2 separate regions of the Mus musculus genome follow, and region 2 is linked to region 1. The links are chromatin loops, found by intact Hi-C in ENCODE. Cell type or tissue: left cerebral cortex. All regions are shown on one strand. Each heading gives the region's core, and the rest is flanking DNA. Links, peaks and the distances in the headings are about the cores only. Region 1 overlaps Atxn10 (ataxin 10). Region 2 overlaps Atxn10 (ataxin 10).

Evidence for each region. Peaks named below come from ENCODE experiments on the same cell type or tissue, not always from the same donor. Only the 100,000 strongest peaks of a DNase experiment are listed, where the experiment ranks them.
Region 2: it touches region 1 in a loop (5-fold over the local background); 4 of 42 quality-filtered maps call a loop at or near these places.

The regions. Positions count from the first base shown.
Region 1 is chr15:85,454,902-85,466,007 of GRCm38, reverse strand. It overlaps Atxn10 (ataxin 10), which reads right to left. Exons shown (of 12, transcript NM_016843.4): 11 at 3,541-3,728; 12 at 2,171-3,087. The coding sequence ends at 3,085. Among named protein-coding and RNA genes, the nearest start is that of 7530416G11Rik, 43 kb to the left of the region's middle. In left cerebral cortex, for the core only: a CTCF peak has its summit at 1,467; DNase peaks (open chromatin) are centred at 3,707, 4,178, 6,984 and 7,276; H3K27ac peaks cover 1,801 bases.
Region 2 is chr15:85,395,887-85,406,992 of GRCm38, reverse strand. The region is part of intron 9 of Atxn10 (ataxin 10); the gene reads right to left. Among named protein-coding and RNA genes, the nearest start is that of Gm23517, 50 kb to the right of the region's middle. In left cerebral cortex, for the core only: no CTCF peak of the experiment used is centred there; DNase peaks (open chromatin) are centred at 1,512, 3,591 and 4,909; H3K27ac peaks cover 1,941 bases.

The sequences.
Region 1 (11,106 bases), core at 1,128-9,127:
TGAGAATCACAGACTACTCGTGCAATCTGTTTCAGTGTCTGCTGGTGACAGAGCAGGACCCTAGCTCCTAGCTAACAGGGGACCCAAGCTCTGGCTCTAGTGATGGAGAGCAAGCACCACACACACACACCAGTAAACAAAGGACGCAAGTCAAGGTCTTAAAACAGAGAAAGAAGACAACAGTTGGCTTGGATATGGTGGCACATGCCTTCAATCCCAGCACTTGAAGGTGGATCTGTGAGTTCAAGACCAGTCTAGACTACATAGTGAGTTCTGGGCCAGCCAGGGTACATGTTGAGACCCTGTCTCAAAAAAAAAAAAATTAGCAAATACTTAAAAAAAAACCCAAATCTAGTCATACTCATGGATTTTCTATGGCTATGAGAAGAGTGTGACAGTGATGAAGGAGTTAACAGTATAGCCACACATGGACAGAAAAGGCTTGGCTTAAAAATTCATATATACTGTAGACAACAAATCAAACTTGTATAGTTAAACAGGATGTAGCAGTTGATCTACAAATAAGTATGTAAACGTGTGTAGAGGGGAGAACAAGCATTGTGCCAGAGGAAAACGACCCCAGAACTTTGAAAGCAAGAAGAGAGGCTGACAGGGGCTGAGGGATCAGAACCTTGGACAGCACCGAGCGGCCTTTTGGCTCCCTCAATGGACTCTATACTCTCTGGGATTCTGGGACCATTCCTCAGCCTCTCTCTCTGCCTTTAGACACCTGACTGACTCGATGCTCTACAGAGAAAAGCCTGCTATGTGCAAAACCTACGATGATGGGATCATTTCTAAACAGGTTTTCCTCATGCAGAAATTACTGGCTGACATCTTTTAAGTTTTTCTGTTCTTGGATAGAAATTAAAAGACTGAAAAATAAAAGAAAAACTACTACATACAATTTAAATGGCAGGTGGTGTTATGAGTCACTTCAGAGGAGGACAGATTTAAGATACACAGGCAGACATCTGAGCTTCAGCGTGCTAACGAGCAGTCTTCCTTTTATACCCTAATCATCTCTCTGTGTCTCCTTCTGCAAGAGTGTGATCTAGTGCTTCCTGAAGTGAGTGCCGTGGTCAGATTCTGAGACACTGAGCCAGTTAGGCACCTTGACATTTTGCTTTTCAATAATCCCCAAGCAACCATGAGACACATGGACAACTTCTAACGGGACAGCCCTAAAATTGTGAAAACACGTTTTAAAGTCTCTCCTATGATAGGAGAGCGCTCTGCAAATACTTGGCCTTACTACCAAGTCGAGAATCCTTTCTTTTCTATCTGTGAAAATGAAGTAGACCAGAAGCTTTGTCAGTTTGCTCTTGAAAAAAATATGGTCACAAAACTATTCTTTTTAGCTTTACAAATTTTGTGGGGCTACCCTGCTTCCCACCCCCACAAAGGGCTGATTGAGGTGGCAAATTAATCCTCTATAGGGTGTAAAACAAGGTTCTGGGAAGCCCCAAGCCCTCTGGTGGAGCACAGGGAAGCTGTTGTGTTCAGCCCTTCATCTCCAGGGAATCAAAAGGAGCCACAATGCAGTCATCAGCATGTTTTCACTCTGGCAAGCCCCACACTTCCTATTTAGAGCACACAGCCATACCCGATTCTGCATTCTCACAAGGCTCCTTTTATTGATTTGTGTTTGTTATTATATGGTGCATACCGACATGTTTGTGTGACTCCACTGGTGTGTACACACCCATTGAGAGGAAAGAAGAATGTCCGTTGTAAACTTGTTAAAAGGAGAAAGGGCCCCCCGCTGCTTTCCCTTTGGCCAGACCGCTATAGAGAAAGGATTTTAACTCTTGGTGCCCCAGAAGGGAATGGCTTCTTTGTGAATTTTACATTTTGCAATGGCTGAACATCTCAAATGCATCCTAACTGCTCTAGGCTTCCAATCTGATGTTTCATAACAGACAGTGAGCTACATATGGGGAAACTGTTACTTCATCAATAGCTCAAGCCATTCTTGGAACACAAGGTAATTGGACATAAAGAAACTTACAAGAACTCGACTTTGGGATAGTATTTTCATGAAGCTTTTGGATGGTTCTTTACTGGCTTCACTTCGGGAGTATAAACATGAGTGTGATGTCTCTGGATAGTTTAGTTCTGAACAAGCTTGTTCAGGAAAATAATGGTAAGCCCTCTACAACATGGCCCATCAGATCAAGGTGATTTTATTAGTGATTCAGGTAGCTACAGAGTCCAGTGCCTTCTATAATCCAGTTTTACCTGCTACAAAAATAGAACTAAAGCTCGATACCAATATATCCTCGCTCCTCCAGATTAGCTTGTCTCTGTGACAGCCACACTTTTAAGCAGAAGAGGCTATGGACGCCCCGTTCACATGAGGCACAGCACACTAGAGGCACTGCACATCAAAAAAAGTACAATATTCCTTTCTGTGTCAGGCAGCATGGATATGGGCAAGATGTCAGCATCACTTTTAAGGAATTCTTAACTCTAAGTCCACCTGGGATGCAAACAGTTAAGTGGCCACATGGTCTCTCACCCATTCTCACGGCCTTTCTAAGACAGGGCTCTGTGACAACGCAGTGCATGGAATGAAGAGGGTGGGTTCTCAAATTAATTAACTGGAAATGAGTCATGTCAATGTTTTGGAAAGGCAGAAGGGGAGAAAAGAGATTGGTAGAATTAATCACAGTGAGAAACTTACTTCAAGTGCCCGCCAGAGTTCAGAAATCCAATGAGAAGCAGAGAATCAAAGGGATGAAGCACACTTGCCATCTGAAAGGGCGTGCAGAATCCAATCAAGGGTCCCAGTCTTTGCCGAGTGAGGGCTGTGCCCACAGAGACGTTTATTACTACAACAGTAAGCACAATGTATATGACGGGAAAGCGAGTTCTACCCAGAGGGACAAAGGTGAGGCAGACAGTAACACTTACTGCAAAGAAATAAAGAAAACGTCCACTTGTAGCTTACACTCATTTACTCTAAAGGATTAGGAGGCTCCCTCATCTGTACCCTACATGTCCAATACTTGTGATTTCATACACTGCAGAGATGAGAGGTCCGTGAGATGGAATCTGAATGTGTTCATATGAAGATGGCATTCACTATGGAAAAAAAACAGAAACAGCATCATAGGTACAGCACATCTATTTACAAGAACCATCAGACAAAGGAGAAATCAGAGCTCTGCAGGTATCATGGTACTGGGGGACTGGGAAGATCCTTAAAGGACGCATGCATCAGCACACAAACTCTTGCAGTGACCTCTGCTCCTTACAGGAAAGTCTCGTTCTGGTCAGGAACTTGTTTCTGCCATGAATACACTTCAGCATCTTTTGTATGTCATGCTCTGCATGAGTTGTAGTTTTAAGCAAATGGCATCATAAAGTCTGCCCAAAAAGTTATCTGCAGTGCTATTCAGCTCTGTCAGTAACCGTGTCAGAAGGCAGCTTCTCTAGTCTTCCATGTTCCCTACTGAGACCTCTCACTTCCAAGTCACAGAGATGCAGGGGCAGCTTTCTGGGAGGGACTGAGGACAGCTTACAGAGGGTACTTACAGGCGGGGGGATGTCATTATTAGACTTCAGAATCAGTTTATCCCCACTCTTTTCAATTTCAAAGCCCATTTTCTTCAGTAGGGATGCGTCTGCCAAGCCCTGCTCCTCCATCTTGGCAATGACATCTTGGTTTTGGCTGTTGTCTTCAGTGAGATTTCGCACAGCATACACCACCCACTGCATCATAACTGGAGCCAGAGTGAAGGAATTTAACAGAAAACTTCCCTGTTTTTCTAACTCCCATGACTGTTAGAGGTAAGCAGTGGAGGTGTACAGGAATACCGATGGGATCCTCTAGAGAGGTAGAAGGAGAATACATATGCACTCAATGAGAAACCCATTTAAAAAGCTGTGAAAGCACACATGCGCTGTGGGCCCAGCATGGGAGTCAGTGACCAGGCCCAGAGAATGGCTTCCTGAGTGAGAATCTGACACACACACACACACACACACACACACACACACACACACACACAGAGAGAGAGAGAGAGAGAGAGAGAGACAGACAGACAGACAGACAGAGAGAGACACATGGACAAAGGCTCAGAGCAGCCACTCTGAGGTTTATGAACACAGCAGTACATTTGCACTCCTGGGCATTTTGTCAAGTCACTAGGGAGGACAGAAGGGCTCTGCAGACAAGTCAGAGGCGCTGGGAAAAAAAATCAGACAGGAAACTTGTTCTGTTTAAAGTGCAGTTATCAGTAAGAATGGTTTCCTAGGAGTCACCATGGAATTTCTCTCATTCAGTATTTCAGAGACAAAGCCTCAGCTGTGAAGGATTTGCTAGGTCCAGTGTGAAACACTCATGCCCTGAAAGCACATGACCCTCACTGCCTCCCCATACCCTGGCCCGCAAATGAAATGCCTTGCGCGGTGTCCCCACCTCTGATAGAAGCTTGAGGTCACATCACTGCATTATTCATGATGACTTAGGTGCTAGGAGCTGTGTAATACTCATGAGAACTGAAAACTGCTGCTATACAGCATCCTGTAAGACAGGCACTACCGAGGACAGGCTTTCTTTTGTCTTTTGTCTCTTGTCTTCACTCTGGTCCAGAAGGAACCAAGGAGCCTATGCTATTATAAATATATTTTCAGAGAAATAGGCCTATCTGCTCATGATCAACAGAGTCAGAATAATCAAATCTGGAGGGTTGGGGATGGAGCACAGTGGTTCGGTGTGCTTGCACAACATAGCATTCACTGGGTAATGGTATTGATTCCCAGCACACACACAAAAGGAAGGACCCTTTTCCTGACAGTCATTAGATACACTCACTCTGGCAGTTCCAGAGGAAGAGTGGGGTGCATGTGGCTCTAAAAGGCGTCAGACCAAGCTTCTGGGTCTGCCCTAGGCTTCTCTGGCAAGAGGACTGGTTCTGAGACACTTCTAGATTTCCAAATCAGAAGTGAAGTTCAAGAGAAGCTGTCAGAATTATTAAAGGTGGGTGCTCTTCTTACAGTACTGAAAAAAAAAAGGAATTAAACTGTTTCACTCTAGTTCAGTAACCTTACAGGAAAGTAAAACTTGATCTATTCACTACCAAGACTCAAGCATTAAAAGCAGGGTACTGTATGATCAGGGCATTTACAGGCTTTTCAAAGGCTGTACTGTCCCGTCTCTGTCCCAACCCTGGCTTATAGCTCTGTCAAGCTCTCTATATCACCTCAGGGCAGTCTCTACCTAACCATGACCCTTTCTCTGTCTAGCCTCTCTCAGAACTTCAGCATAGGGCTGGGCTCGTGTTTGTGGGACTATGGGGCCTGCACAGAGCCTGGCACAGAGAGGAGTCCTACTTAGCAGTTTTGAATGAATGAATGAACGATCTGTTGGTCTTTGAAGGTTTATCACTGAAACCACTTGAGGGTATCAATGGCTAAGTGTTTCCGAAGGCAAAGAGCAGCCGCTGTGCTTGCTGGCGGATGTGGAGTCTGCTTATCATTGCTTTCACCTGGCAATCTGTCTGCCATCCGTCATGACCAGGCCCAGCTCCTTTATAAGGCTCTGCTTCTCTTCTGAAAACGGAATCCCACAAATACTGAAATAAAATTTGGATTTGCAATTCGCCCCCTTTCCATGGCCAGTGAGTCTCCACTCTGAGCTATTATAGAAAATGAAAATAACATTTGTGGTGCCAGACATTCCTACACAAGAAGTAATTTCTGGACAAATTATTTGCTGTGACTCTTTGTACACCTGAGTTGACACGATCATTATACCAACTCGTCTTTCACTTTTTATAGAGAAGAAGCAGCAGCAATTACGAGAAGGGCTAAAGGAGCAAACATTTGCAGCATAAACTCAAAGACAATGTAAAAGGCTGGAGGCGGGGCTGGCTCACAGGTAGAACTACCTGCTTTAAAATGATAGAGGCAAGACATTTTCTCCTTTCTGGAACTTTCTGGCTATTAACTTAAAGATAAGTGAGCTTGAACAAATTTGAGGTTGCTAAGACTTTTCTAAGAGCACCTGCAATCAAAGGGCCTTGAAGGCCAAAGAGCAAAGGCATTTTGTCATTTCTAAAATTGGTAGTGACAAGTGCCAAGACGTGGACATGCAGGCAGTGGAGGGGTTGGAGAGAACTATCGTCCCAAGAGCATACTGGGACCAACATCACAGCACCTGGGAAGTCAGAAGTCAGTGACAAATTACCAACACCAGCACCTGTCACTTAACTGTGTGCTGTAGAGGTCAAAGAACGACTCTGTGGGGTTGGTTCTCTTCATACACCCTTACATTGATTGGTTCTGGACCTTGGGCTCAGGCTGATTGGCTTGCAGAGCAAGTGCCTTTACCCCACAATGAGCTACCCTGCTGGTTCTCTTTCCCCCTTTTTATTGTGTGTGTGCATGGGTACACATGTGTGATACATGTGTGAGGGAAGCATGTGTGCTATGCTGCATGTGTGGAGGTAAGCATTTCTGCAGAACACTTTGGTATTTTGACCTAAGCCGCAGTGAGCACAGTAGCAGTCAGCGTCATGTTGCTTCTGCTGCTGCTGCTGCTGCTGCTGCTGCTGCTGCTGCAGGACCAGGAAGGGGGGTATCAGTGCGGGTGGGGAACTAAGAATACCTGTGCTAGCTGGGCACTCCACGGGGTCCAGGCTCTGTGGAGTTAGTTCTCTCTGTCACTTGTATGTGGGTTCTGGGATCAAACTCAGGTTGCCATGCCTGCAAGCACCTTTACTCACTAAGCAATGCTGTTAACACCAACATTACTACTTCTTTATGGTGAGAACATTCGACTTCTTGAAACTTAAGGTGCACTACTGTTAACTAGTCACCCTACTGTGCAACAGCACCCAAGCTCCTTCCTCCTACCTGACCAGAACTCAGAACTCATGCATGACAAAAGGAAAGTATTCTTTCAGAAGACTGGAACAGAAAAGAGAAACCCTGTAAGACAATCTTCAGAGTAGTCTGCTCCCAGCGCTGGGTCATGAATATGCATGGTCTCCTTGTTAGTGTGGTGAAAGGCTGCAGCCTGAGTAGTCAGTGCAGACCTAGACAGTCTTAAGTGTCACAAGGGAGATTAAAACAAGTCCCAGTTAATATTCACATTGCCCTCTTGTTCCCTCTGTAAAGGAACAGGGAACAAGAAAGAGTGGGGGAGAAAATTCAACATCTTCTAAAGTCTCTAATCCTGCTAACACTTGAAGTCTTTTATTGTGTGCTTAGCTCCTGAGAGAGCGCTTCTCCTGTTTCCATAGCTACTACAAATAGAAGGCATGAGCCTGTTTGTCGCAAAAGTGCCATGAAAGGGCCACAATCAGCGCTGGAGCTCTTCTGCACAACACTCTGGTGTTGTGACCTAGGCCACAGAGACCACTGCTGCTGCACTAGGAAGAACCTGTGTGGCTGGGAACTCTGTGGATCCACCCTAAGCCCGAGGCTGAGAACAGGTTAGGTGGCTCAGTAACAGTAGGGCAGAAAATTGTAGGTAAATCTTCACCAACAACTCAGTACCAACCAGCAGACTCATGGTCAAGTCAATTTTAAATATAGTCAGCTGAGTTAAAATGCTACTGATAATAAGACAGACTTCATTTGGCTATAGGCAGAATGTTTCCAGAAATCAAACTCAACAGACTTTAAGTCCAAGGATGACTGTTGTCAAGGCCAGAACTGTGTTTAGGAGCCTGCTGAGAATGAGGGTTGGCAAAACATATCCATAAACAGATATTATACGAAGTACATGTATATCCTAAAATTCAAGTAAAAAGCTTTGACATTTAAATTGCTATTAATGAAATGTACGTTTTCCAAACCCATGCTTCATATAATATCTGTTTATGTGTATCACATAATAGTTCATCTTTACCTACACAGTATGTTGAAAAGCTATTTTAGACAGCGAGTCAGCGAAGGCCCGGGATTTACGTGCATACAGCTTGGCAGGGGCTACTGCGATAGGGCAGACAGCAGGCTGGAGCTCCTCCAATAAACTGCACCGTGAGAAGGGAGTCAATGACAGACAAATCTCCTTCAAGGGCCTTTATGAACCATGCATGCCTTGCAGGGGTTTTCTGAGGAGTAGAGTGAACAATAAACACCTGCGTCACAATTAACTGACACCCTTTCAAACTGCAAACTGAGACTGTGGCACATAGCAAGCAGCCCCCTACCATTTCTGGAAATGGTCTACATTACTAAAAAGACAAGTGTGCTTACTTCCTTCATACAAAGCAGGGAGAACACAGGGGAGGGGGGGGGGCGGGGGGGGGTACAGACCAGGAACAAAGTGTGCTCAGCACCTTCCCCCAACCCCCGCCCTCAGAGCCGGGATTAAGAAGGTAAAGCATGCTACTCGCAAAGCCCAGCTTCATGGCACATGTTACCGCAGGGAAGAAAGGCCGCTACAATCATGGCCAGAAAAGACGCTGGAAGGAGGGATCATGAAGAGGAAGAGGCAGATAGGGCAGAGGCGGTGCTCGCTGAGTAGAGGTGTCTATTCTTCCACAAAGCCATAGGGTTCTCTGCAGAGGCCAACCATTCCTAGACAACCAAAGGTTGCTTTCATTATAAAGTTCATTTACATCATTGTTAACTTTCATCATTATCTTTGGTTATCAACACTCATTCACTACACACTATTGTCAGTCAGAAACTACAGAGGAAGGCTTAATGGGGACAGCTCCTCCAGCATTTCTAGCATGGTGCTGAAAACAGGGTATGTAATAACCACCTCAAACCACCCACACCAGCCCCCAACACTGCTCTAAACTGTCGGACGATCTGGTATCTAACGTCTTCTGCATACTGTATTTTAATACAAGGGAACATCTGTGCTCCAAGCTTCAGTGAGTGCTCCATGTGCTGTTTCATGGTTTGCAGCCTGTTGTCTTAATGTCGTCTAACAATCACAGCTCAAGTCATGTGAGCACACCTGCCAACTTACTAATTAATGGCTCACTGCCAATGCCCAAAGTGGCAAAACGGGAAAACAAATACAAGAGGGTGGAAAAGAAAAAAATCGCCACATTTGTGAATTATAGGTCGCAATATGAAGAATACAGAATACACGTTCTCAATACTTGCTATGAACAGCAGGTAGCTTCTGCCTATACAGAGGGGAAGGCACCTCAGAACTATCACTCAGCCACAGGGAGACAGAAAGAAATGTCACAGAGATACGTGATACTGAAGAGCTCTCAAATGCCTCAACAGCACTGTCCGGGAGACTGGCTCCTCTGTGCACAGCCCACACCTGTACTTAAGAAACGAAGGCCACACTCACTATCTTTACAACACACAACTTACTTTTCCTAGAGTGACCTTTAAAGATGAGGTGAGATACTGTTTCAAGGGCTCCTCCGCGAAGCCCACACCTCTCCCCACCTTATGAAAGCTCTCACTTCCTGATAGCATCTGTGGGTAGGGTGGGGAACCAAGCCACATACCGCTCTCTGTCTAGACCCTGGCTGGGTTCCGGCCCTTCTCCTTCATTTCCAGATGTGCATCATCCAGCATCCAAGATGAGAGAGAAAACACACTGTGGGCCCGTCCAGCTGGCAGTGAAGTCATGGGAAGACGACATTCTCCCTGCCAGGCAGGCATCAGATGCACGGCCCACTCCAAATGCGTCTGTGGCCAGCAAGGGCTGTGCTCACAGGTCCCTTGTCTTCCCGGGGTTTTGGTGGTGAAGGATCTTGGAGCACTGAAACTAATTTTGTACATTACACATTCTGGAGTCCTTTTTACTGCCCACTTCAAAGCAGAGCGTGGTACAAAGCAGGCACAGTCTGGCATCCCTATCACACTACAGGTTTCAGGATCAGAAACAACCAATACCACTTCTAACCCAGACCACACCAAAGGGCTTTGGGGCCACAAGTGGTTCCATTTGTGTTTGGGGCAGCACTCTGACGTCACTTCTGAGACTAGAGGGGCTGCTGCATGCGGCACCCTGAGAAGTGCCCAGCACATGCACCGAACACAGGGCGGACGAGCGGTGCCACGGAGACGGCCGGGGGTGCTTTCCTCACCGTGCCCCCTCCCTCTTGGAAAGTGTGCTGCTTACCAGCCGGACTCGGCTGTACCTGAGCTGTGGCCTTTGCACGCAGAGTTTATGTGATTTAACTACTTAGCCACAGGTAGCGTGCTCAGGGCCTGGGTCAGGTTTGGGCTGTGAGATGTTAAGGAACATGCAGACGTATGGCACAAGCTGCACAGCCACCTTCCTCCTTGTCACTGTGGGGACAGATGGGGAGAGTACTAGGCTTCAGTCAGACCCAGGTCCCCAGCAACAGTGTCATGGCTGAGCTTTACTGCCTAAAAGGAGACCTCAGCCAGAGCAGAAAACACAGCAAGGCCCCTGTGCTGGGTGGAGAGATTGTTATAAAACATCTGCACAGAACTCTGCAGCAGAAGAGACAGTGGAAAAGTTGTTTCATCAGAATCCATTTAGTCCAGAGCAGGCAAAGCTCTGTAAGGGGCATTCTCTTCAGTGTCTCTGCATACATCAGGAAAGGTAATAATAACAATAAAAGCAGCAGACTCACCTCCAAGGTGGTACCTGACTGGAGCGGTTTTGAGTACTTACTAACCCTGTGATTGTCCTCATCCTACTGAAGAGGTCAGTAACCTGTCCCATGTCCTGCAATAAAGACAGGGGAAGCCAGGGCAGACACGGGCAAACGTGGCTCCAGCACTCATTTATCGTGTCAGGGCCAGATGGCTTCTACACATGCCCGAGGGGACTGAACCCCAGGAGCAGGGCACGCTTTCCTCCTAGCACTCTGAGTTTCATGCCCTGCCTAGACATTAAGGTAGGGAGGAATGATGGCGTCTGAGACCTGAAACAGGTTTCTTTCACTCAAAGGAAAAAAAAAAAAGCAAAGGACAACAGCAACCTGCAGCTAGCACTCAGACCAACGGTCTCTGTAAAATACTTTTAGAGCTAGCTAAAACACTACTGTTCAAGACGAAATGCAAAAGCAGAGTAGAAGTAATCCCATCTAAATTACAGGAGATTAGTGTTGGTCTAGCACTAATGACATTTCAGAACTAATAAAGTATAGCCAAGGGTCAAAAACAGCTCTGAGCGAGGAAGGATTAAATAAA
Region 2 (11,106 bases), core at 1,189-9,188, 59 kb after region 1:
ACAGTAATGGGCACCTCTCAGAGGGGCCTCAAAGCCACCTGAGTCAGAAAACTACAAACAGAAGCTGGAAGCAGCTTAGGAAATGCCTGCCATTCTGTCACAATTGTTTTATGTGCTTATTTTAGTTCTTTTTCCTTAAGTGATTAAAAACAACTGTCTACTCTGTTTGTGGAATATGTTGATATATTAATTTTCTTTTTATCAATGTTTCTTTTTTGGAAAGATCAATGTTTCAAGACTGCATTCCATATTACTTAACTTAAAATAATCTGGAAAACCAAGGGAATTCATGCTTAATTTACAAAAGCCACTATAACTCTCATACTTGAAAGATATGGGTTATCCCACATACATTTGCAGATATAAATCAATCCTATGATCACACCATAGAAAACCCTAAGAGAAACAGCCCTGGATAACTAGGTGCCCCAGTGACAATTCCTAAGCCGTGGTCATGCCAGGGCTGAGCAGATAAGGAAACTGAGAATGTGTCTGGCAAGATTCTGGTGCTCTCTACCACTGATTCTATGAGACCCAGGCAAGTTATTTAATGTCCACATACCTGAGTTTGCAAATGAAGATGGGATAACAGTGTCCACTTTCAAAAAGTATCACGAAGATAAATACACTGATAAAAGCAAGGGCTCAAAGGGGTGCCAGGCACAGTGTAAGGACTGCACAGTGCTCACTCTGCTGCTGGCACTGATGCTACAGATGTCCAGTGTGGAAGCAGCTAGCCTTTGCAAGCTCTTGACTAAGGCTCAACATGTCTGTTTTTCCCATCTGAGTATCTAAGTTAATACTTTTCCTGAAAAGAAATACAGAGCTTCCAAATACATACAAATTATTATTGCTAGTGGGATAAGGAGTTATGGGGTATCTGGTTACTAGGGTATCGACAGCCCCCTTCACCTCCATTTAGGAATGGCTGAGAGGAAGGCAGCCACTATGAAGGCAGCGAGCGCGAGTGGAAAGGACAGAGAATGAATGCAGCATCAAGTCTAGCTCCTGCGTTCGCTCTCCTAACTGTCTGGGTCAGAGTTTATTGTCAAGAAAAGACTAGAAATGCTTTCACACAAATATATAAAAGAATGATTAAGGTTTGAAATGTTTCTCAATCCAGGTGTGTCAGCATTTTCATACAAATTTGAACTAAAGGAAATAAGAGCTAAACAATGACACTTGTAACACAATGAAAGGAGATGATGGCGAAACAGCACTGGCCCTCTGCTTACGTGAATGAGCAGCTCTGCTCCAGGCTTTGCCAGCACTGTGCACACACACAGAGGAGGGCAGGAGCTTTGCTTTGGGTGCTACATAAAGCAGTAAAGCGGCCATTTTCTTTATAGAGCCTAGCACCAAGCATTGCTGGGTACCAGGAAACTGGCTAACAAGAGAAAGCCACTTCCACACTGTGGGGGAAGAAAATGGAAGCTCACAAGCAAAGAAGAAACTGGCAGGGAGCTCATCCTCTGCACTACTGGAACCCTTCATGGGTGCTGCCTGCTCTGTTGGACAAAGCACAAGACTGAGGGACGAGAAGCAACCACCAGCCACCAAGGAGGTGTACTTAGAAGATGGTTCCCATATGTTCCACTGAGAAAGGCCAAATGACATAGTGGGATTCAGGCTTGTGAGGAGCACAGGCTAAAGAAAGCCATGCTATAATCACTGGAGTACTTAACACTGGAGGCACTCATACAAGATTGTTACTGGTGTTGTTGGACTAATGAGACTTAGTTCTCACAACAAACATGAGCTCAGGAAAATTACCTCTTCTTTCTAAATGAAGTAAGACTCAAAAATTAAACATGTGAAGAGTCGCCTAGTGAGTAAGCAAAAAAAGAAAAAGGGATAAACAAACAAACAAAACCACTGGAATTTAAATTTTCTCTACAACCGAGTTTCCATGCGCTGTGCTAAAGGGAAGACAATAATACAAGAAGCAGGCAGTCAAGGAAAGTTCAGAGGAAATACTGCAGGCCCCTGGCGCACAGCTGCTCTCCGTAGCTCCTGCAAGACTGGTGGGATATGGTCTGCTTAATCCTTGGAAGGGCATTTGCATAATTTTGTAAAAGCAGAAGTGAAAATCCAGAGTAGGAAATAAGAAGTCCCCAGGATGAAACTGGGATAAGATCTGCAGAGGACAGGGTTTCAGCACTGCTGAGGGAGTAGCTCAAAGGTCTTCAGTGGGCCAGTGACAAGGAGAGTAAAATTCTGGAGCTCACAGGCTGCTAGTTCATGAAAAACTCTCAACCCCTCCTTTAACAGGGCTACAGTTTACTGAGATGTTTACAGACAGAACACAGGAAGACAACTGCCACACGCAGGCAATGGGCCCAAATTGTATTGTCAGCATAGCATCAGAATCTTTTTCTTTCTTCCTTCCTTCCTTCCTTCCTTCCTTCCTTCCTTCCTTCCTTCCTTCCTTCCTTCCTTCCTTCCTCCCTCCCTCCCTCCCTTCCTTTCATATTTATTTATTTTATTTTATGTATGTGAGTATACTGTAGCTGTACAGATGGTTGTGAGCCTCCATATGGTTGTTAGGAATTGAATTTTAGGACCTCTGCTTGTTCTGATCAACCCTACTTGCTCTGGTTGACCCCCTGCTTGCTCAGTCCCTGCTTGCTCTGGCCCAAAGATTTATTTATTTATTATTATACATCTATATTTATATATTTATATTATTATTAGAAGTACACTGTAGCTGTCTTCAGGCACACCAGAAGAGGGTGTCAGATCTCATTACAGATGGTTGTGAGCCACCATGTGGTTGCTGGGATTTGAACTCAGGACCTTTGGAAGAGCAGTCAGTGCTCTTACCTGCTGAGCAATCTCACCAGTCTCAGAATCTTTTCTAATGTTAAATTGGCAAGAGGTGGATAAACCTTCTGTGATGTCAGGAGGTGGAGACAAAAGCAAAGCACAGTTTGAGGACAAGCTTACAAGACAGGAGCCATGGGCCCTCCATGTTTAAAGAGGACAATCCCACAGAACAGGAACAAATTAAAAACCCCTAAGTCACTAGGAGAAAGTCCACTGAAGAGATGGGGAAGCGGAGAGAAGGGCAGTGGAAAAGACAAAGACAGAGATATACAAATTGAGAAAAACGGTAAACAAGGGCCTAGGGGAACACCAAATGCAATTGTCTTAAATAACTAAAAGCAAATGTAAGCAGGTAGCACAATGAAAGTCCATTTTTAAAACAGCACAAGAAGGCTCAGAAATGAAATCTCTGATAGTCTCCAAAGGCTATAACTGTCCTCACATTCCAGCTAAATGCAGAAAGAGGCCAGCTGGCAAAACCCAGTGCTGAGCCACAAGCCAGGCTCACAGGCACCGGCACTCCCCTTGTGAGCGAGGCCAGCCCACAGCATGATGCCCATCCCCTGCTTCCCTCAGCTTTTCACATAGGCACCCGGCTCATCTTGAGCTCAGTGGAGCCTTCCCATCTCTCTGGTACACACCGCAGTCACTCAATCTCAGGCTAGCCTCAAGAACTCACTTAAATGGCAAGTTCTTACATCTGTCTCCCTGTGCACATGAATTCCTCAAGAGGGCACTATGCCAAATCCATTTCTACATTCTCACTGTCTAGAACACCAGCTGGTGCAGAGCAGATGGCAAATACATACTTAAACTAGAGTTCAGGTCCCTGCCATGGTTACAGAACAGTGTGGTAGCTCCTATCTGGAGAACTGAGTAGAAATGGCCTCTTTCCAACTGCTACCCAGCAGTAACACAGACTTGAGTTAAACATCACAGCATGGGAGACTCGATGCCATTCTCCTACTAAAATATAACAGTATGAAATTAAATTCTACCAAAATAAGATAAGCTTTGAAAGAAAGAGATGCCAGATAATTACTTCAAAACTGATTTTTTTTCTGGTATTTAATAATATAACTCTGATCCTTTGCTGCCAGGAAAAGCAAACAATTAGCCATGCCAAAGGCTGACAATGCTGTAGATGTATGCTAGGCAGTTCCATCTTTTTTGCTCCCTCAGAAATGGAAGGGGCTAGTTTAACACTTGAAATAAAAACTTTCCCATTTTCCCAAACTAATGACAGCTACAGAGATAGAAACTTTACAGTGTCAAAATTACTTGGGTTTTCATTAGATTCTGACATGCAATAGAAATGTGAAACATGCACTCATTCACCAAAAGCTAACATGCCCAAACCAGCAGAAGGTAAATACAAATCTTATTCCTCTGCAGTAGAAAAAAAGAAACCCAACACACTACAGGATTGAATAATCTTTCCATTTTTGTGTCCTTGCCTCTGCCTCTCTTTCACACTGACAAATTGATATGCACTCAAGAATGCCCCTGATCACTTCGATATGAGTTTTTAATTATTTTTGTTAGTAAAATTCCCCAGATCATATGCTAATGTTTTAATTTTTTTCTATAAAAGCCGAATTGAAATTCTGATAAACCCTAGATACTGGCTGAACAAGGTAAGGACATGTGCACAGATCATGCAAAGGGAACAAAGGAAGGAAGACTGGCTATAGTCACCATGGTGGCCATTTTCCTCCTATCAGGGACAAACAGGACCTCTAGATCCATGCCTCTGTGTGTGTGTGTGTGTGTGTGTGTGTGTGTGTGTGTGTGTGTGTGTGTTTTCCTCTTAACTTTCAGGTGCTGTAAGAAAAAAACTAAACAAGCTAAAAACCAAGCCTGCTACATGTGCACTCGAAGGCCGGACGTTAGCATCAGGTGTCCTCCTCCATCACTCTCCACCTTGTCTTCTGGGACAGTTTCTCACTGAACCTGGAGTTCAGCAGTTTGACTCAACTGGCAGTAGGGTAGCACGAGGAAGCACAAACCATGGACCCCTGGCATGCAGCAGTAACAGCAACAGATGGCTCCTGCAGTTCCTGTAAGTCTCCCTTTTAAAGCATGCCATGCCCCTCCCACACAAGAACAAGCTGACTACGCCTATTACAAAACAGAAAAGGAGGAGTCCTGAAGTCCAACAATAAAACATCGGCAGTGCTTTAGCTTTTTTGGCAGTACCAGGGATTGAATGTAGGGCCCTACACAGGCGAGGTAGATGGTCTACCATGGAGCTACCACGGCAGCCTTCCTCTTTGCCTTAAAAAAAAAAAAAAAAAGGTACAGCTGCAACAAACGAAATCTCTGAATGTATCCTCAAGATAGGAATTTTAATTTCACTTTCTGTAGCAGGAACTGTAAGTTCAAGAAACTAATGGTGACAGCTTGATTTATGAATTTTGACATATTTCTTGAACTTGGATTATATTACAAAGAAGTGGAATTCTAAGCGAGCCAGATCTTGTCTATACACTCAATCATCAAATCAATACGCTGTAACTCTGAGAGCATACAACGCAGGCAGGAGGACACAGACCTGAGACTGAAAAGTTCCTCCAGGGCTGGTGGCTCAAGAAGTAAGGGCGCCTGCTTGTACATGACGGACGAACTCCATTTGTAGAATCCACACGGGTAAAGGACAGACCTGACTGACAAAAGCTGTCCTCTTTTGTCAGTTTGTCCACAGTTTAAATGTCCACTTAATGTGTATGTGGGCACACATTAAATAAATGAGTAAGTGTGTGTGTGTGTGGGGGGGGGTGTCCTTCTATACGTTAAGACTGTCCTGGAACACATTTTAGAATAGATATAGAAAATACTTCTCCTCTTCAGTGGATAATGCCAAGAGAAAAATTCAACTATAAAAGCATTCGTGGTAGACCTGACAAGAAAAAAAAGTACTCTCATCCCAAGGGAAATTTTCTTACATGCTTTCAGTACTTTCCCCAAACAAGCCCCACCTAGAAAGAAAAGGCATCAAGATTCCTTTACTTAGTAAATTCCTATGGCATGTTATCTACAATTTCCATTTAAATATATATATCTGAGAGTCAGCAACATGGCTCAGTGGGTAAAAGAACTTGCCACCAAACCTAAGTTCAAAACCCAGAACCCACATAGTAGAAAGAGAACCAACTCCTACAAGTGGTCTGACTTCCATACTCACGCCATAACATGCATACATAGACACACATACCACCCACTCCTGCACAAAAATAAATGTAATAAAACTTTTTAAGCCATATAGTTGGGAGATGATAAATTAACTAGATCGATAACCTGAGAGGAAGGCTCAGGTCCATGAAGAGTCTAAGTAGTGTATCAGATCCTGTCACATTCAGTCCTTTGGACCCCACAGCAAGTACAGCAGTCTCCATTTGAAGCAAGGAAGCTGAGAACAGAACTGATGGCACTACAGTCAGTGGGTGGTTGACCAAGGAGCCACTTTGTGTTCACAGAATTTTAGTTATGTCTGCACTACTGCAAGCCACTGCCTGTTGTAAGGACTGAAAAATAGCAGCAACAGAACACAGCTTACTTTGTAGCGCTGAGAGACTAGGCACAGTCACAGGACAGTCACTTGCCCTGAGAAGATGGGCAAACTTACACCATGACCTGGGAAAGAAGGCCAGATGGCTTAGCAACCCATCACCTGTACAGAATGATCAGCTCAAGATCCATGCAAAGACTGGCTGCAACTCATTTCTCAGCAGCAGACATAAAAAATAAGTTTTATGAAAGAGTGCTAGAGCAGCGGAGGATAGGAAGGAGGTCTGGGGTTGTCAGTATAGTTGCAAACCGATCTAGCCTGTTATGGTAAAGGTGAGCCATTATGAAAAATTTCATATCATAGTCTTCGTTTAACAAATGACTCCTGGAGCACACTCCATATTGTTGTAGTGGTTAATCTATACACACCAACGACAAGTAAAAGCAAGATATAAGTATAAATCTGTTGAGATACATACCAAGATATATCCACACACAGAAACCAATTGCATATGCAGAGTAAGGTAGAAAAGCCACCCATCAAGGGAAGGCTCAGTGGAGGAGAACCTGATTCTGGCTGCTCTGATGTTTCCAAAGGTTCACAAAGCTCTGTGAGACCAGCAGTTCTAAAAGAGCAACTTGAGAACATATGGATGAAAAAAGTAGTTGGGACTGGGAGGTGGTGGTGCATGCCTTTAATTTCAGCACTTGGGAGACAGAGGCCCCAGGACACAGAGAAACCCTGCCTCGAAAAACAAAAGGGAAAAAAGAAAAAGAGGAGGAAGAGGAGGAGAAAGAAGAGGAGGAAGAGGAGGAGGAGGAGGAAAGGAAAGGAAAGGAAAGGAAAGGAAAGGAAAGGAAAGGAAAGGAAAGGAAAGGAAAGGAAAGGAAAGGAAAGGAAAGGAAAGGAAAGGGAAAAGAAGGTGGGAAGTCCACATGATGCTAGTACAGGGAAAGATTATAGAAAGTGTCCCTTCTCATGGCAGACAGTAAGGACTCTGGAACCCTGGCCTATGCTACAGCGGCTCAATGGAAGATATTAGCACGTGCTAATCCAGTCGTTATTCAATCAATCATTAGTCAGCACTGATGGACAATGAGCAGTCACTGACTCTAAGAAAAACAGTCTCAATAAAACAGCTTGGGCACTGGAATCCAAGCCATAAATTTGTTTCCAGTTTTCAGACTCACTAAGTAAGCACCCTGCTTGAAATCATGTTACACAGGAGGGAATTGTAAAGGACTGGCCTGCCAGCCTGCTCTGAATGTGAGAATCTGAAAGGCTTGCCGCACTGCATACAGAAAGACACTAAACTGAACCACACAAAAAGGCTTAAGGCATACACTAGGTCAGAATGTATTAATATATCCCAAACAGGGCTGCTGAGGTGGCTTAGTGGGTAAACTTGCTTGCTACCAAGCCTAACAACCTGAATTCAATCCAGAGGACTTATACTGTGGAAGGACAGAACCTCCTTACATGCACAGTGACACACATGCCCTCAAATACATACACACTGACTAAGCAAACAAATAAATCTCAAACATAAAAAGCTTGTAAGTTATCTCAAAATTCAGAATTTAAAGGAATTTTAGTTTTCAGGTGTAAAGTTGTTTCTTTTATCTAGTCTTTGTTTAACAAATGATTCCTGGAGCACACTCCATATTGTTGTAGTGAATATACAACAACTTTTTAAAGATTTACTTTATTTTTAATTCTCTGTGTGTGAGTGAAGGAGCTGAGGAGGCCAGAGATCTCAAATCCCCCTAGAGCTGGAGTTGCAGGCAGGTGTGAGCCACCTAACATGGGTGCTGGGAACAGAATTTGGGTCCTCTACAAGAGCAGTGCAATCCTAACTGTCAAGCCATCTCTGTCCAGCCCTACAACAAATAGCTTTTACGATAAACTGTTACTGGGCAACTGATGCCGCTCAGAGGTAGAGTCTGCCTACCACCCACGAGAGCCTATGTCTGATCGAGAGCGACATTACATACATATGGAGAGGACACATTTAAAGGAACCATCATGGGGAAGAAGGGGGTGGGATCAGCAGGAGGAGTGCAGGCTGGAAGAGGACAGTGGGGAAGGGGGTGACGAAGGACAAAGCAGATAACATGCATGTCTGGAAATACTTTGGGACCTATAGCACTGTACAACTGTAGAGTAACCTACACTTCTAATTTAAAAATTACAGATCACAAAAGATAAACCTTCACTTATGAATTCCCAGGTACAAGTTTTAAAGGCATAACACAATGAACAAAAAGTTGACAAATGTGCTTTTATGGTCACAAATGTTTAAGAACCTCTTTCCTAAAGGACAGTTCTGGACAGAAGGCCATGAGTTACACCTTCCTCACACCCTGAACCTCTTTTTTTTTTGGAGACAGGGTTTCTCTGTAGCCCTGGCTGTCCTCGAACTCAGAAATCTGCCTGCCTCTGCCTCCCGAGTGCTGGGATTAAAGGCGTGCGCCACCACGCCCGGCCTGACTTGTCTTTAAATGAACTGATACAGGCAACGAAAGCTTTGTGTGCACATATGTCAACAGAGATGACCAGGCACCAGCACCAAGGCTGGGAATTGCTACAAGGTGGAGAGGTAGCAGGAGGGAAAGAAGGAAGAACTGACCGCCATTGACAGGGAGCCTTTGGCAGAATGCACCCCACAAGCAACAAGTACATGTACTTTAGTCAATGACATTTTTCTTTGGGGACAAAAAAAAAGTAGACAAACTGGTTCATCTTCCCAGATATTTCAAATAGTATATTTAGCTTTAAGAATTAAAAACTTTTTTTTCTTCAAATAAGTCATTTCAAGAAGCTTCAACAATAGTAAAAAGCAGAAGAGTGGGAAGAGAAAGCGTAACTGTGGTTTGAGAGTTGAATCAGGTTCTATCAAAGAAGGCAGAGAATGGTTTGTGTTTACAGCATTAATATCCATGTGCTTCTTACAATGCAAACCCAAACAGAGGCGCTCTCCATCTGGTCCACAGGGGTTAAAGGTAAACTAATCATTACAGCCATAGCAAAGGAGTGCCATGCAATGGAGGGCCGAAAACAGAGTAAGGGGAAGCTGGAAAGGTTAGGAGCACCTCTGTCATGACTTGGTAAAGAAGGCTAGACTTTTATAGTTCGAGCAGCAACCTGAACATCAGAGCCACAGCGTGACCCAGGGAGGGCTGAGCTCCATACATTTCTGAGCAGGTTGTCCAAAGGTGCAGAAACAGAGGGAGATGATCTCCCATCCCACTAACTCTATGTCCTCGTGTTCCAGCTTTGCCAGAAAGAACTATTCTGGAATGGCCACCCTAGAGTACAAGACAGCCTTTCAGATCCTCTCTGGCAGGCCTCTGTAACACAATTGTTAAGTAATAGTACCAGTGCACATGTTAGCCCCTACTGACAACATCATCTTCAGAACCTACAGCATCAAGCTTGCATTCAAACTGATTCAAATTTCAGTTAAATTAAATCACACTGAAATCTCCCTGAGCCTTGGTTTCTCCATTAGAAACTAATGGTAACAATTCTTCTGTCAACCTTTTTCAGAGTAAGCTCTAGTGACCCAATGCAGATGCAAAAGGCAGGAAACTCGAAAGGCCACAGAGGTGCCTTACTCAGCTGCTGGACATGCCATTCCAATGAATGACTTTATGTGACAAGCAGAAATCGAGTAGGGTTCAAAAGGCTTCCATGCATTGTATAAAGATTCTACCAAAGTTCCTGTTGCCAATAGCTTGGTGGGTCAGAGGCAAGATCCCCAGATGTTCCTTATAGAACACAATCCTTTAGCAAAACAACTGTATTTTTCACAAGCTGTGCCTGCTTGCAAGAGCCCTCACGGGATCATTAGAGGGAAGATGACTTCTCTACCCTTAGAGAGGGAGATTCTTCTCCCCCTGTGTCTCCCAGCCATTTGTATGAAATTCTGCCCTAACTGCAAGTAGCTTCCGGAGGTGCTAGAGTATATAGGCTGGGAAAGCAAACTGGTAGGAACTCCATCTATGAAGCCATGGGGAAGCCAAGATTTCTGGGTGCTAATGCTTTGGAGTCCCCCCACTCTTACTAGTAGTCTCTTACCCAAAGTAAGCCCCCAAATTTCCCTGGTTCTCTGGGTGAACTGTGGATTCCCCAGGATCATACTTTGGTGTGTTCTCAGGAGCTTGTAGAGAAAAGATAGCTGCTTCCCCAGGAAAGGAATTCTCACAACATTCCTAGAATGGAACCTCCCAGGAGGCAAACTTTCATCAACCAAAGAATGCCCTGAAGGTTGAGGACATCCACAGCTGATGGAGAAGTGAAGAAGAAACAGATGAAAGAACACCGGAGGTTCGGATGTGAACCAACCCAGAAGGAGCTGAAAGGCTCTAGGTGGATGGCCTATGGGCAGGTGATCTTCAGCAAGTCTACATTAGAGTGCAGGAGACCAGGGACAGATCTGGGAATTCTCAAGAAAACAAATCTAAATTCTACTCTGGGTTCTGCCAACACACCATTGGACAGCCTCTCCTTTGCCGTCCCCAGCAAAACCTGCTCTGCAAGGCTGCTCAGAGGTTGGCGCTGACAAACCTGTAAGAAGACATGATGCAGCCATGCAGCACTGAACAAAGAAACCATCCGTGCCTTTCTTCTTTTAGTGAGATGAGACAAATCCCCCTACCCTGCATCTGTATCTAGTCTGGGAAATCTAAAGCCAAATGTATCCGAAGGCTCCAATTTACATAGAAGCCAAACAAGCCACCTAAACACCAGCCAGGGAACAATTGACTCAC